Linked DNA regions of Homo sapiens: all the other regions are linked to region 3. Evidence: chromatin contacts called from ENCODE Hi-C or POLR2A ChIA-PET data. All regions are on one chromosome and are shown on one strand. Each heading gives the region's core, a stretch centred on a gene start or an enhancer-like site at or near the end of the contact. The rest is flanking DNA. Distances are from core to core; before and after follow the strand shown.

Region 1 (2,904 bases), core at 235-2,734, 1.1 Mb after region 3:
AACCTACAACATCCAAATTAAGCCACCCATCATTTAACCACAAATGAAATGTCATCTCCGCCAAATCTAACTCAGCCAGGGCCATTCCAAAACCACTCCAGTCCGTCCACTGAGCATACACCTCACGCATCTGAAAGTCCCGTCCCTGGACCAAGGTTTACGCCACCCAGAAGTGCTCTCCTCCAATGGTGAGACTCAGACACACCTTCAAATCCTAATTTTCGGCTCGCTGTGGGAAAACAAGTAGAGACAGCCTGAAGTTACAAACCCAAAGGAATCTATTTCATACACCACAGGTCCTGACTTTCTCGTCACTGGGGCGTAGAAGTTGGAAGCCCCGAGCAAGGGGACCAGGTCTAGTCGTCTTCGGCGTCCGCAGAGTCCTACAGTCGTCGACCAAGCAGTTCAGGCAGCTGGCCCGCCTACTTCCCTCCCCACCCCCACCACGACCCACCCCACCCCCACCCCACCCCCACCCCCACGCTGGGCGCACAGCCCGCGGTCTGTCCCCCGCACTGCGGGACCTGAGAACAGCAGACTGCCGGCTCCTCTCCCACAAGGGAGGGCTTGGTTGCCGGCTCAGACGCTCCCCGCCCCTCGCCTCCGGCCACCAGCCTCTCCGCCCGGGGTCAACCCTTCCAGCCTTTCGCTCTCATCTAACCGGACGCAGGACCGACAGCCTCTCCAGGGCCTACCCGGGCCTCGCTTCCTCCGGTGCCAAGCTCCAAGGTCTCCTCACCTCTCGCGGAGGACCAAGCCAGACCGGACGCTCCAGGCCCGAAAGGCAACTCCCCTCCCACCACTCCCTGACTCGCCGGTCTTTCCTCCCAACTGCAGCCGCTGAAAAAGCCAAGTCCTAAGGTCCCCCTCCATCAGCTTCCGGGCCTCCCTTCACGGCTGGGCCCGAACCCCCAGCCCTGCCCTCTCGCCATCTCGCTTCCCCGAGTCGCGAGGCCGAGCCCCGGGGCTGGACGGCTTCTTTCCCCGGCTTCGCGCCCGCCCGGCGTGCGGAAGACTCACCACTGAGCGCGGAGGCCTGCAGTGTGGCCCCCGAGGTGCCGTCGATGACTTTGATGGTCCCGCGGCTAGTGACGGCCAGGATGGCGTTGAGCGCAGGGTGGTAGGACAGGCTGTGCAGCCCGTCGGCGTCGCAGTGCATGCAGCCGTCCCGCAGCACCAGCCACTCTGAGACCCCGGCCGCCCCCGCCCCCGCCGCCGAGGAGCAGCCGGGGCCCGAGGCCGCCGCAGCCGCAGCCGCCATCTTCCGGCCTGCGCTCAGCACAATCACACTGGGAAGCGGCTCAGTGACAGTCCCGGGAGGTGCAGCACCACCACCAGTCACCATCCGGGGCCAGGGGGCAAGCCGAGCGCGTTAGCCGGAAGTGAAGTCAGGCGCCCGCACGCACGCGGAACGTCGATCGCCCGGCCGGAGGGGCCAAACTCGGAGGGAGGCTGACGGGAGAGGGGGAGAAGCAGGGAGGGAGGCGGGGCCCGGGGCGCGGGCTGGAGGCCGGCGGGTGGAGCATGCGCGGGAGGGCTCGCGCGTGCCACGCGCCGCGGGTCTGGCCAGTTCCGCGTCCGCAGCGTCCCAGTTTCTTCCTGTGAGCCTGGGGAGTGGCGGCTGCCGAGTCCGCCCCGCTCCTCGCGGGGGCAGGGGGAGGGGTTGGCCTCCGTGCATTTCCGCTAGGTGGGGACCCCCGCCCTTGCGACCTGTCCGGTACGCCCGGAGGCCTTTTGCAGCGGTTCCAGCTGCGCCTTGACCGTTCCCGGTACGCACGGTGCAGCTGTTCGGCCGTGGCCGGAAGCGGACCTCTGGGTCTCGGTCACGGCTCTGGTGTGAGAATAAACAATCAGAAGCCTCTCGTTTGGATTGGAAGGAACCGAGCGACCTTCCCAAACCTGTACCTTTTACCACGCCTGCCCTCCCCATTCCCAAGGCTTTCTGTTGAACAGAAGTACCAGATACGAGGTGCTGGAAGCGCATAGTTAAGCTTAGTTTCTCTATCCACATTCCAAACAACCCGAGTTACCGGAATTAATAGGAGTGTGGGTCTGTGTGAGTGTGTGGTGGGGTGTGTTGGAGGTCTAGAAAGGACTAATCAATTTACTAATCATCCCCCCTTGGAGAATTTTTTTAAAACTTTTTATTTTGAAATAGATTACAGTTGAAAATATACTACAGACCTCTGTGGTCTTTCTCTCCAAAAGCCATAACCCCTATCTAACTATGAGAAAACCATTTGACAAACCCAAACTGTAGGACATTATTTTTATAAAATACCTAAACACTACTCAAAGATAGTACAGAGAGATCCAATTTACTCTTTACCCAGTTTCCCCCAATGGTTGCATATTACATAATTCTAGTACAATCTCAAAAGGAGGGATTTGATAGTTGTATGATGTGTGTATAGTTCAATGTCATTTTATCACATGTAGACCTACGCACCATAGTCAAGATGCAGAGTTGTATGTTCTATATGTTTTGTGATCATTAGGTTATTTTGGAAAGAACTAGTTTTCCTTAAAAACCTAATCAAAGATCTGTTGTGAGGATTAAGAATCATTTGTAAAATGTGTAGAAGAGCATCTGACAAGTATATACTACGTGCTCAATAAAAATTATAAAAGTTAATTGCCCTCTCACATTCATGCGAACTTCCTTCAGGAAATCTTCATGGATTACCTGAACTACATCTTAAACTATTAGCCATCAGGCTACATCTGAAACACTTAGAGATTTGACTGTATTCCTCTCTTCTTGGGGGTCCCTAAAATACACTGAAGTTCCTGGGCCTGCCAGAGAGTGACATTCCTTACTCATCTGTGGTTCTTTTTTTTTTTTTTTTTTGGCTTTTTTGTTTGTTTTTGTTTGTTTATTGAGACGGAGTCTCACTCCGTCGC
Region 2 (2,700 bases), core at 162-2,661, 1.2 Mb after region 3:
TGGAAAATAACTGGTGCACGAAGTGTAATAAAAATTTGAAAATGGCCGGGGCGCGGTGGCTCACGCCGGTAATCCCAGCACTTTGGGAGGCCGAGGCGGGCGGATCACGAGGTCAGGAGATCGAGAGACCATCATGGCTAACACGGTGAAACCTCATCTCTACTAAAAATACAAAAAAAATTAGTCGGGGGTGGTGGCGGGTGCCTGTAGCCCCAGCTACTCGGGAGGCTGAGGCAGGAGAATGGCGTGAACCCGGGAGGCGGAGCTTGCAGTGAGCCGAGATCGCGCCACTGCACTCCAGCCTGGGCGACAGAGCTCAAGAAAAAAAAAAAAATTGAAAATGACTAGCAGAATAATATCCAGGTTATGAGTTGGATAGGGAACTGAGAATAGGAGGGAAACATTCTCCTGTGCTGTAGGAAAATATCTCCAGCACAATCGCTTCCTCAGAATAATACAAGGAAATCTGTAGAGGCTACTGGAAACACATTGTTGGTTTACACTAAACTTCCAATATACCTGCGTCAATTTCTCTGAATACTGAGGTGAAACATTACAAAATGCGAGGAAAACGGGGACTCGGGCAAGACATCAAATTCAATAAAAACCATTTAGTTTGTATTTGCAGTGCCGAATCTGATCCCAGACCCCCCCCAAAAAATTATCTGTTGATACATAACAGAAGAAAACAGCCCTCCTTCCTTTTTCTCATTCTTTGAGATCTCCCTTGGCCAATCTGTCCTTTTTCTGAGTAAGGGCGAGTAATTCCAGAACTAAAAGCTTAGGATTTTGTGGGTCCAATTGAAGAGACTAAGCCACCCAGAAAAACCAGCCACCAGACGGTATGGGGAAAACCAAGGGCTGACCGAGTAACTTGATGCTTTAAAAAGCAGCTCCCTACACCCCTCCCTCCGTCCTTCGGGGCCTCTCGGAAGGCCCGGCAGGCGTGGTGGGCTGCAGTCACCAGTCAGCTTCCTGCCTGTCCCCACCCGGCCACGACCACCTCGGCACCAGAAAGACCCTACGGCGTCGGGCCCTGGCTTCCTCCGGGTGATAGCCCTTCCAGGGGCTCAGCCTCACCTTCCGCGTCTGCTGAGGAGACAAAGGTGAAGTCCCCGTTAGTGGGGGCATAGGCCGGGGGCGGGCCCGGAGGCTGCATCTCGCGGCGACTCCCAACCGGCCGCGGTAGAAGAGGCTGCGGCTGGGCCCAGACCCCGAGGCGGCCGCGGCGGCGACCCGCACGCTCGCCCTACGGTGCGGCCTACGAGTCTCGACGTGCAAGCTGCGAGCGAGGCCAGAAACGGGCACAGCGGGCCGCTGAGCTGCCCCGAGACTACCCCACCAAAGTCTTCTTGGTGGCGACCACCCAAGCACCACGACGCCGGCACCCTGACAGGACCATAACAGTGACAGCGGCGCTGGGATTGGCTCTTTGTAATGTGCTCTCCCATTGGCTCCCGGAGGAAGATTCTGATTGGGTCTTCCTGTTGTTGATTCCGGAAGTTTACCCAGGACAGGAAGTTCACTTGTAATTCGTGGAAATCTCAGGCCTCTTTTTCCTCCTTGGGTGCTTTTGTTCCTTTAAGTGCGATCTTTCCTGGCGTTTTGTTTACCTATTACCTCCGTTTTTGTTAAGTGGGTGGGTTAAAGAATTTTAGAACTAGGTAGATTTTATGGGTCAGCCGCCGTACAGGATCTCAAGATTCCCTTGCCATTAGCCATTAATTAATAGTGTAGGATCTTGACTAAGTTATATGTAATGTCTGGATGGCAGTTTCCTCACCTGTAAGATGAAGAGGGATGGATCGGAGAATGAAGATAAAAGGCAGAGAAGCCGTAAATCGCCACCCAGAGACTAGGGCTGTAGATACATTCCTTTATGAGGGAGAAAACTGAGGCCAGAGAAAGTAAGGTAGAAACAGATTTAGGACAGTACCTAAATCTCCTAATTTCTAGTCAAGTGCTCTTTTCACTGGAAGGCCCTGTCTACTGATAAGCTTGCCGAAGTTAACAAACTCACCTGCTTTTAAATGTTTACATACGTAACTTTAATATTCAAGCTACATAAATGTGGCTTCCAACTTGAAGAAAGAGGGGTTGGGGTATATTAGGAGGCCAACTTGGAGAAATACACAATTGATCAGCAATAGAGCAATCGAGAGACATGTCTATTAGTGTGTTAAATGGTATTTCTGGAAAATTTTCTCACAGGAGGTAACATGTTGGTACTTAAAGGATGAGTAAATGTAGTGGTTTTGTTTGTTTTAGAGACAAGGTCGCTCCGTTACCCAGGCTGGAGTGCAGTGGTGCAGTAATAGCTCCTTGTAACCTCACACTCCTGGGCTCAGGCAGTCCTCCCAACTCAGCTATCTAAGTAGCTGGGACTACAAGCCCCCTGCCACCATGTTTGGCTAATATTTATTTATTTATTTATTTATTTTTGAGACGGAGTCTCATTCTGTCGACAGGATGGAGTGCAGTGGCGCGATCTCGGCTCACTGCAACCTCCGCCTCCAGGGTTCAAGCGATTCTCCTGCCTCAGCCTCCCGAGTAGCTGGGACTACAGGTGCCTGCCACCACGCCTGGGTAATTTTTTGTATTTTTAGCAGAGACGGGGTTTCACCATGTTAGTCAGGATGGTCTCGATCTCCTGACCTTGTGGTCTGCCTGCCTTGGCCTCCCAAAATGCTGAGATTACCG
Region 3 (2,700 bases), core at 201-2,700:
GTGCCGTGCCCTGGGTCATTTTTAATCCATTCTCCACAAACAACAAAGGATGGTAAGGGTGGGGAGAGAACAGTGTTCCCTCATGGCAGGGGGCAGAGGGCGAAAGAAAACCGTATAGCTTGAGCCTGTATGAGAATCCATTTGTCACACGAGGAAACAAGCGCACTCCAGGTTGTCCTAGGCTTATCACAAGCAAAACAACTATTTGGTGAGACTTCAAATAAAAACAGCCCCTCTCTGCCCACCCTCCTCAAGATCCACGCGATCTCCAGAAACAGGAACCTGTTTGGTTATCTCCCTGCAGCCTCTGATTCAAAGACCTGTCACTTTCAGAGCTTTACGTCATCAGTTTAGAGCTCTGCCCTCTCTCTTTTCCCCTTTTGCCTTTCCTCTGAAGCATTCTGTCTGGTGACTACCAAGGAAGGACAAAAGTCACCGAACAACAGCTCAGTTCCAGCATGGTGCCTGCTTTGCTGCTCGCCCAAGCGCAAGCACCATTACTGCTGAATGAACCTGAGAAGGAGCCGGTTCTCTCCGTAATTTGGATGCCAGGCCTCCCAGAGTTAATCATCAGCTGCAGGCAGCACTTTCCCAGTCAGGTCATAAACAAGGAAAAAACAGCCTGAGTATCACGAAAACACTAAAATAAGGAAGACCAGCGGCAACCGAACATTTTAAAGTAATGAAGGTGAAGGAAGACCAGGGGCAACTGAACATTTTAAAGTAATGAAGGTGAATTAGCTTGTTGGGGGGAAAAAAAGTCGCTATAAAATACAGCTTTCAATTAGTTGGAAACCATGCAAGAAATCTAAATATGATTTCTAATGTGAATCTAAATATTATTTTGTCAGTCTTCTATATTGCAGACAGTTCTACACAGTTAAATGAGATATTCTCAAAAATTGAATAGGAAAAATCAAATCAGCCATACAATAAATTCACAAGTTACTTTAAACAACTACGTTTTCAGGTTTCAGTGGTAGAAACAGATTAAAATCAAATCTAGTCATCAACTCACTTCAATGAAGTCTCTACTTCATAACCTGAACTTGACTTTGAACCTAAACACCATGGACTAGAAAAATCTTGAACACTGGGAAACAAACTTTCTGTTTCCTAGACAGGAATGAAGCCATATGCCCCATTCATCCTCAAAGTTACAAGACACGTTGCCGAAAATAACAGGTTCTAAAAAAGGGCTGTGAAAACACCAATGGCTGTTAACAGGTACAAATAAAATATCTCCTTCTATCGTGCCAGAGGGAAACCAAAATCAAAATCAAAAGTTGTTGGTGGCTTGCAACACACACACACACACACACACACACACACACACACACGGAGAGGGAATGAAAGAGAGAGAGAGAGAGGAAAGTTCTCCAGTTACTTACTAGGGTGGTTTTGTCGTGGTATTTTTCACATCAGCACTCTGCCTGTCCAGCTGCCAAGTGCCGGAGCACGCCGAGAGCAGCTGTTTCCTTCAAGCTGGGGCTCTGAGTCTTAACCAGTCACATGTACCTCCTGATAAATACCGCCCGCCACCGTGCCAGGAGGTCAGAAACTGAAGATCATTCTTCTCCTCACTCGCAAACCACCTCATAACCCCTGAGTTGGCTCAGCCATCTCATGAGCATGCAGAGCGGGATATTCCACAATTTGTTTTCCTTTAGTGACAAAAGCCAAACAGCTGATAAGTCACACTGAAGGGCAGGTCACTGCAAGTGGAAAGTTAAATGTGTTTGCGTGTGTGTGTGCGCAGAGGGGGAGACTGGCAGGCTCCATGCTCTCTCATCTCACTCAAGTTTCACTGGGGCTCTCGAACGGCAAGAGAGAGGATCACCAACTCGCACAGCAGGTGGAAGTTGCTCTGTGTTAACCCCGGAGTACAACTGTTTGGTTTCGTTTTCTCAGAATCTCAGGCTCCAGTTTGTTAGACGAGCCACAAGCCTGACTAGGTGGCTGGTGCTGGGGAAGGCAGACCCTCACTCACCATCTAAGAATGCTTAGGTTGGACTTCAAAGGCCGGGGCTGCTAAGCCAAGGGACGCTGAGGGGCAAATATGGGAGGGGTTAATGAAGACTATCAAAGGCAGCTTTATCTGAAGAGCTCTTGGAAGTGATTTCAGGTAGCTTTAGACCAAACTTCCGCATTGTTATCTGTTGAATTGCATCGAGCAGCTGAGATTATCAGCCGGCGAGTGTGAATGCAAACAGAAATTATCACCAAGTTGACAACGCGCTTTACAGACGCACTACTGCCCCCTTTGGTGTGCTGGGAACTTGGAGCAAACTGCCGTTTTCTGTGCTGCTCGCAAACGTGGCAAACCATCCCTGATGTTTTGTTGAATTCATATGTCTCACCTGAGCTGATGTTCCCACCCTTCCCTTTTCATCCTCCCTTCCAAGGAAAGCCCTTGAAGTATCTGACTTTACGTAGTGTCTGACCTTGGATGTCTGACTTCTTGGTATAGTAAGGGTGACACTTCCCCGAATCAGTGTCTGAGCCTGCCCTTCAGGTAGAGATATGACATAGAGGCAGCCTATTTGGCAAAGTGAACATCCAGAAAAGATGGTTGAAGTCCCCCAGGGGATTTCTGAACCATAATGTGCCTGTTAAACTATTAACCCTGATTTTTAACACATAATATCTTACTCAGTGTAAGAGCCTGTGTGAGTAATCTTTTATATTTAGGCTTTGTCT
Region 4 (2,757 bases), core at 183-2,682, 1.3 Mb after region 3:
CCGGGAGGCGGAAGTTGTGGTGAGCCGCGATCGCGCCATTGCACTCCAGCCTGGGCAACAAGAGTGGAACTCCGTCTCGAAAACAACAACAAAAAAAGAGGCTGTAAAAGTAAGAAGCTTGATAATGAGTGGCTTTGTATGCCATGCTAAACAGGACTTTATCTTGAGTGCTACAGAAAAAAAAAAAAGGAGAAAATTTGAGTAAGGGAGTGATGTGGTCAAATTTTAGAAATATAACTCTGGCTACAGGCTTCACAATGGTGAATGTTTTGAAGAAGAGCGTAACTGAAGGCTATTTGATCATTAGCCAAAAAGTGTAAACTTTTACCCATTTTCTGTGTGCAAAAGGATTACAGAAAATTTACAAAACATAAAGTGTGTGAATGAGGCATTTTCCCGACCATATCCACTTAAGTAAAAAACTTAGTACAGTGACAAAAGCTTAGGCACAGAAATGTGGTCTCTTTCTCATACGTAGGCTATCAATAAGTACTCCATAAATTTTTCTAATAAATGCATTTTCAAAAGGCACACGCCACTTGGACACTTCAAATCCCAACCAACTGCTTATCTTTAAAGTTCAGAGCTATATATTTGAGCTCTAAAGGCAAAGAATGACTAATTCTAACAAATTTGAGAGAAAACACCATATCCCAACAACCATAACGTCTACTGGGTCTTCCATTAGTTTCTACAAACCCAGAAATAAAGCAGCAATAAAATGTCCTACCAACACCTTGACTTTCTGTAGTTACTGCGCTTATGAAATTTGCTGCCGTAATCAGGCTACTTAATATTTAGTAAAGCCAAGTTGCAGAGTGAGACGTCTGCCCTAAAACCCTATTACTAACCTTTTTTTTTTTTTTCCGCTGGCGTTATCGCCACTGCTCTAAGAATCACTATTACAGTTGTTGCTGTGGACTTGTTTTCAGATCTTTTGTTGGTGGCCTAGTTGTTGACGCTGGCAAAAACTTTTATTACCTTAAAGAAATCTCGGCAGAGGGAAGTCAGAAACTCGCCAGGAGCTGAAAGCTCTGCCTGCAGCGGGGCCTAGATCGTGAGCGCCTGCGGAACAGGTGAGGGACCGAAAGGGACCAGAACTCTGAAGGGGAACATTTTGGGAGACAGCCGCTCCTGCCAAGGGGCCCGACTTCAACTCCAATGACCCCTCCTCTGGGTGGCTGAGGGATTTCAAGGTCGCTTCGGGACCAAATAAGATAAACCGAATCAGCTACAGCCGAAACCCTCACCCCAACAGCCAACTCACCATGATAAGGAGCTGCACAGCTCCCGCCGGAAGCCGTTCTGGGTGCTCGAGTTTTCCCAGAACGGAAGGGGTGGGGCACCAGTGGGCGATTGGCTGTGAGGAAAGCGTGGGAGGAAGTGCGTGCTCTGGCCTCCGGCTTCCGTCCCCTTCCCGGCTGTCCCTGCACTCCGTGGCGGAAGGCGGCTAGAGCGGCTCCCTCTGAGCTCTCCGAGAGATTGGTCGGGACCTGAAGCGTTGAGGTTAAGGGCAAGGCAAGGAGCAACGAGGAGTTTTTCGTTACGTTAGAAAAATTTCGTTGCGTGCTGAAGCGCTTTTACCTGTGTTGTATGATTTAACCTTATGAAAATGGACAGTATTCCAGTTTTACAAGTGAGGAAAGAAGATTAAGAAACTTGCCTCCGCCAGGCGTGGTGGTTCACTCCTGTAATCCCAGCACTTTCGGCGGCGAGGCAGGCGGATCACTTGAGGTCAGGAGTTCGAGACCAGCCTGGCCAACATGGTGAAACCCCGGCTCTACTAAAAATGCAAAAATTAGCCGGGCGTAGTGGCACGCGCCTGTAATCCCAGCTACTCTGGAGGCTGAGGCAGGAGAATCGCTTGAACCTAGGAGGCGGAGGTTGCAGTGAGCCGAGATCGCGCCACTACACTCCAGCCTGGGCGACAGCGCGAGACTCCGTCTCAAAAAAAAGAAACTTGCCTTGAGTCCTACATATAGTTTGCTGTAGTAGCAGAATTTGAACTCGGACCGACTAATGGTCTACTTAATAAAATGCTATTTGGATTCTCTATAAAATTAATAATATAGAAGTAATGTTAATTATAGAAAACTTGGAAAATATTAAATTCATTCGATAAAGATTGAATATGTAGCACGTGTGTTTGTCAGATACTGGTCTCGTGAAAATTATATTCTGGTAGGGAAGACAGAAAACAAGTAGGGATAAAGAAATTTTTAAAAGATATTCATAAGTAGTGTCGTGTAGAAAACTGGGTATAGGTTGAGTATCCTTCATCCCAAATGCTTAAGACCAGAACTGTTTCAGATTGTGGCTCTTTATCTTGGGGATGGGGCCAGAGGCTAAACTTGAAATTCATTTATGTTTCGTATACACCTTATGCACATAGCCTCAGGGTAATTTTATGCAATTTTAAAAATTGTGTGTGTATCAAACAAAATTTTGACTACAGCTTTTTACATGCGGTCAGGTGTGGAATTTTCCACTGTGGCATCGTGTTGATGATCAAAAAGTTTTGATTTTGGAGCATTTTAATTTCAGATGGTTGGATTAGGGTTGCTGAACATGTAATGGTATACAGAACAACTGAGTAGGTGTGGTGCTCACGTCTGTAATCCCAGCACTTTGGGAGGCCTAGGCGGGCGAATCACGAGGTCAGGAGTTTGAGACCAGCCTGGCCAACATGGTGAAACCCTGTCTGTACTAAAGATAAAAAAAATTAGCTGGGCGTAGTGGCGGGTGCCTGTAATCCCA
Region 5 (2,700 bases), core at 124-2,623, 1.4 Mb after region 3:
AGTTTACGCAATCCATTCATCAAACATTTCAACTTGGAAATTAAAGGCTACTTTGGAATACTGTTTTAATTAAAATCAAAGCAACAGGGGGAAAAGTTTTATGCTAAATATAACTTCATTGAAAAAGTATTCAGGAATCGTTGTACTGATAAAATGATTATCTTGATTAAAATGATGCAAATTCAACTGCAGTCATATGCAGCTATTTCTTTCAAAATTGTCACCATTTGTTCTTTTTTTCTGACACTACAATACTCTGCTTTCATTAAAAGCCAGTAAGGCGGCACTGCTTCTTCAATATCAAAACCTTTTGGAAACCTTGGTTCAGAGGAAGCTGCACACTCTTCACAGTGCTAGAAAGGATCAGTGTGGTCACTCTAGGACAAATGTCACTGTCATCAACACGTCTGGGTGTCTCATAGTGACCTGGGTCATGCAGAAGTGTGGGGGAAGGCTGGTGTCTGAAACAAAGTCGACAGCTACAGTGCCCTGAAAGGGGAGAGGTTTTAAGAATACTAGAAGATGAGGCTCCGACCTACGGGAAAGCAGTCTCCCGGGGCATATCAATTCCGGGGGTGCACCGTCCCCTCCCGCAGAAAAGGGACGCAGGTGTTGCCCTCCCCCGGCGACCCCACCGCCTTCTTCCCGGCGCCGCCGCCCCCTCCCCCAGCCCCCTAGTTACCTTTCTCATCCTCATCGATGCGCAGGGCAATGGAGATGTACTCGAAGGCCTGTTTGTGGAAGACTCGGACGCGCTCGGCCTCGCCGCCCGGCACCGGCGCCGGGGCCGAGGCCGAGGCAGGTGCTGGCGCGGCCCCGGAGCTCCTCTTGGCTGCCATGAGGGCGCGGGAGAAGCGCTGGCAGAGCCACACGAAGAGGAGCCCCAGGTGGAAGGCGACCAAACGCAGCAGCGCGAAGCCTACAAACAGCGGGTAGGAGAAATAGTACAGGTTCCGCTTATGCGGCGACTCGGGCGGAGGGGCCGGCCCGGCGGCGGGAGGGGCGGGGGCCAGGCAAGGGGGCGGAGGCCTGGGAGGCACCGGGTTGCTGGCGCCGCCGGAGCCTTTCTTCTTCCCTCGTCCACCCGGAGAATTCATTCACAGCTCTCACTGCCGCCGCCGCCATAACCCGCCTCCCGCAGACCGACGGGAACCAAGCGACGGCGGCAGCCACTGCTACGGCGGGGGCCACAGACCCCCGTGTGCCCGCCGGTCTCAGGAGCTCCGCACTGCCGCACGCTGCCCGCCGGCCCCGCCCCTTTCTCCTTCCTCGGCCAGGAGCACAACCCCTTCTCCTCCTGCAGTCGGTGGCTCGGGCCCCTCCCTTCCTGTCGCTGTCCTCTCCGCCGCCTGGTGGCTCCCAGCGGCGGCCGCGCACGCGCACGTCTTCCCGTGTTTTTCTCCGGCGCGCGCGCGCACGGCGCGTCTTTGTTGACCGGGGCCCCTGTACGCGTGTGCGGCCCCCGCCTCTCGGCTTTCCCACTCAACTACAGTTCCCAATGTGCAGTTCGGCTCACGTCGGCAGCCCTGGAGAGCTCCTGCCAGGAAGCCTTCGTAATCGATCCACGGAAGGGGGAATTGCGGCTTGGGGTCGCTCTGCTGGTTCGCTAGGCTCCTCTCTCAGTGTCGTCGTTTTCTTAGATTTCTTTCATCTTTTTCTGCCAGGCGACCTAAGTCTTCTCCGAAGGATAATTGGCCCATCTCAGAAGCAATGGATATCAATCTGGGAATTAAATTAGCCGGGCGTGGGGGCGCGCGCCTGTAGTCCCAGCTGGTTGGAAGGCTAAGGCCGGAGAATCGCTTGAACTCGGGAGGCAGAGGCTGCAAGTGAGCTGAGATCGCGCCACTGCACTCCAGCCTGGGCGACAGAGCGAGACTCCGTCTCCAGAAAAAATAAAATAAAAATTTAAAATCTGGGAATTATTTGAGAGGAAAGCAATTGTGAAGATAAGAAACTTCAGGTCACTGCAAACAACAGCAACAAAAATGTTAGCTCAGTGTGATGAGATCAACTAACCCAGGGGTTTAACTAAATTAGTGCATATTTAGATGTCTAATATGAAAGATAATTTATTTGAATAAGGGAAATCTTAGGTTTTGCATAGTTACCATCCCATAGTTTACTGAAGAATCTACACTTTTTTTTTAATCTACTCAGCATCCCTTCCTTTGGGAAACTACCTGCTTGTCTCTGCTCCCTGTATTCTAATGAGCTGCAAGCACAGAACCCAGACCGCAAAGGCGGAAGCAAACACTAGGTCAGTCAGATTCTCCTGGGACCTGGAATCTTGGCTGGAGACCCACCGAATAGAAAGTAACTGGAAACGAGTGCTCTTAAGAGCGGGTTTATCAATGCATCACATTGAGCTCCCCCAGAGCTGCTGGGTTCCTGACTGGTCACTTGGTTATGTAATCTATCCAATACACTAATCAGTCTGTTTCTCTGTTTCTCTCTTCCTCTCTCCTTTCCCCCTTCCTTCCTTTCGTCTTTTCCTCTCTCTCCCTCTCTCTCTATCTCCACGTCTTTTTTCTCTTCTCTTTCTCTTTTTACTTGAGTTAGCCATAATTATTTCTTGTTTCCTAAAACTAAGGAAGCCAAACTGATAAAAAGACTCCGTTATTTACAATGTGAGGTTTCCAAATGCCCCATGAGAGCTTCCAGCTTCCAAGAATCTCCACATTCTGCCACAGCTTTATTTTT

What was found. Hi-C counts contacts between places; a loop is a spot of excess contacts on that map. ChIA-PET counts read pairs that join two places held with the same protein, here RNA polymerase II (POLR2A). Pooled maps may share reads with other maps.
Region 1: a loop to region 3 is called in a map of B cell, with 7 times the contacts of the local background. The contact joins the promoter of BIRC6 here to the promoter of RASGRP3 in region 3. A Hi-C loop is called at or near these places in 1 of 168 maps with a recorded cell type or tissue (B cell), 11 of 37 single-sample maps with no recorded cell type and 11 of 50 pooled maps.
Region 2: a map of CD8-positive, alpha-beta T cell shows a loop between it and region 3 (7-fold over the local background). The contact joins the promoter of YIPF4 here to the promoter of RASGRP3 in region 3. A Hi-C loop is called at or near these places in 3 of 168 maps with a recorded cell type or tissue (CD4-positive, alpha-beta memory T cell and CD8-positive, alpha-beta T cell) and 9 of 50 pooled maps. POLR2A ChIA-PET finds 5 or more read pairs at or near these places in 1 of 52 experiments (HEK293).
Region 4: a loop to region 3 is called in a map of CD8-positive, alpha-beta T cell, with 6 times the contacts of the local background. The contact joins the promoter of SLC30A6-DT here to the promoter of RASGRP3 in region 3. A Hi-C loop is called at or near these places in 2 of 168 maps with a recorded cell type or tissue (CD8-positive, alpha-beta T cell and naive thymus-derived CD4-positive, alpha-beta T cell), 2 of 37 single-sample maps with no recorded cell type and 12 of 50 pooled maps. POLR2A ChIA-PET finds 5 or more read pairs at or near these places in 1 of 52 experiments (CD4-positive, alpha-beta memory T cell).
Region 5: a map of B cell shows a loop between it and region 3 (9-fold over the local background). The contact joins the promoter of SPAST here to the promoter of RASGRP3 in region 3. A Hi-C loop is called at or near these places in 1 of 168 maps with a recorded cell type or tissue (B cell), 1 of 37 single-sample maps with no recorded cell type and 9 of 50 pooled maps. POLR2A ChIA-PET finds 5 or more read pairs at or near these places in 1 of 52 experiments (activated B cell).

Annotation. Positions count from the first base shown.
Region 1 is chr2:32,355,603-32,358,506 of GRCh38, reverse strand. BIRC6 (baculoviral IAP repeat containing 6) reads right to left here and starts at 1,484. Exons shown (of 74, transcript NM_016252.4): 1 at 1,021-1,484. The coding sequence starts at 1,345. RefSeq lists enhancers at 274-786, 1,301-1,813 and silencers at 1,038-1,267, 1,428-1,797.
Region 2 is chr2:32,276,615-32,279,314 of GRCh38, reverse strand. It overlaps YIPF4 (Yip1 domain family member 4), which reads right to left and starts at 1,411. Exons shown (of 6, transcript NM_032312.4): 1 at 1,081-1,411. The coding sequence starts at 1,159. RefSeq lists a silencer at 1,204-1,313 and an enhancer at 1,551-2,296.
Region 3 is chr2:33,475,399-33,478,098 of GRCh38, reverse strand. It overlaps RASGRP3 (RAS guanyl releasing protein 3), which reads right to left and starts at 1,450. Exons shown (of 18, transcript NM_001139488.2): 1 at 1,392-1,450. RefSeq lists an enhancer at 1,795-2,114.
Region 4 is chr2:32,164,414-32,167,170 of GRCh38, reverse strand. SLC30A6-DT (SLC30A6 divergent transcript) reads left to right here and starts at 1,432. Exons shown (of 1, transcript NR_185886.1): 1 at 1,432-2,130. SLC30A6 (solute carrier family 30 member 6) reads right to left here and starts at 1,307. Exons shown (of 14, transcript NM_017964.5): 1 at 1,268-1,307. The coding sequence starts at 1,270.
Region 5 is chr2:32,062,229-32,064,928 of GRCh38, reverse strand. It overlaps SPAST (spastin), which reads right to left and starts at 1,373. Exons shown (of 17, transcript NM_014946.4): 1 at 683-1,373. The coding sequence starts at 1,097. RefSeq lists silencers at 510-639, 670-1,089, 1,150-1,289 and enhancers at 661-1,461, 1,510-1,579.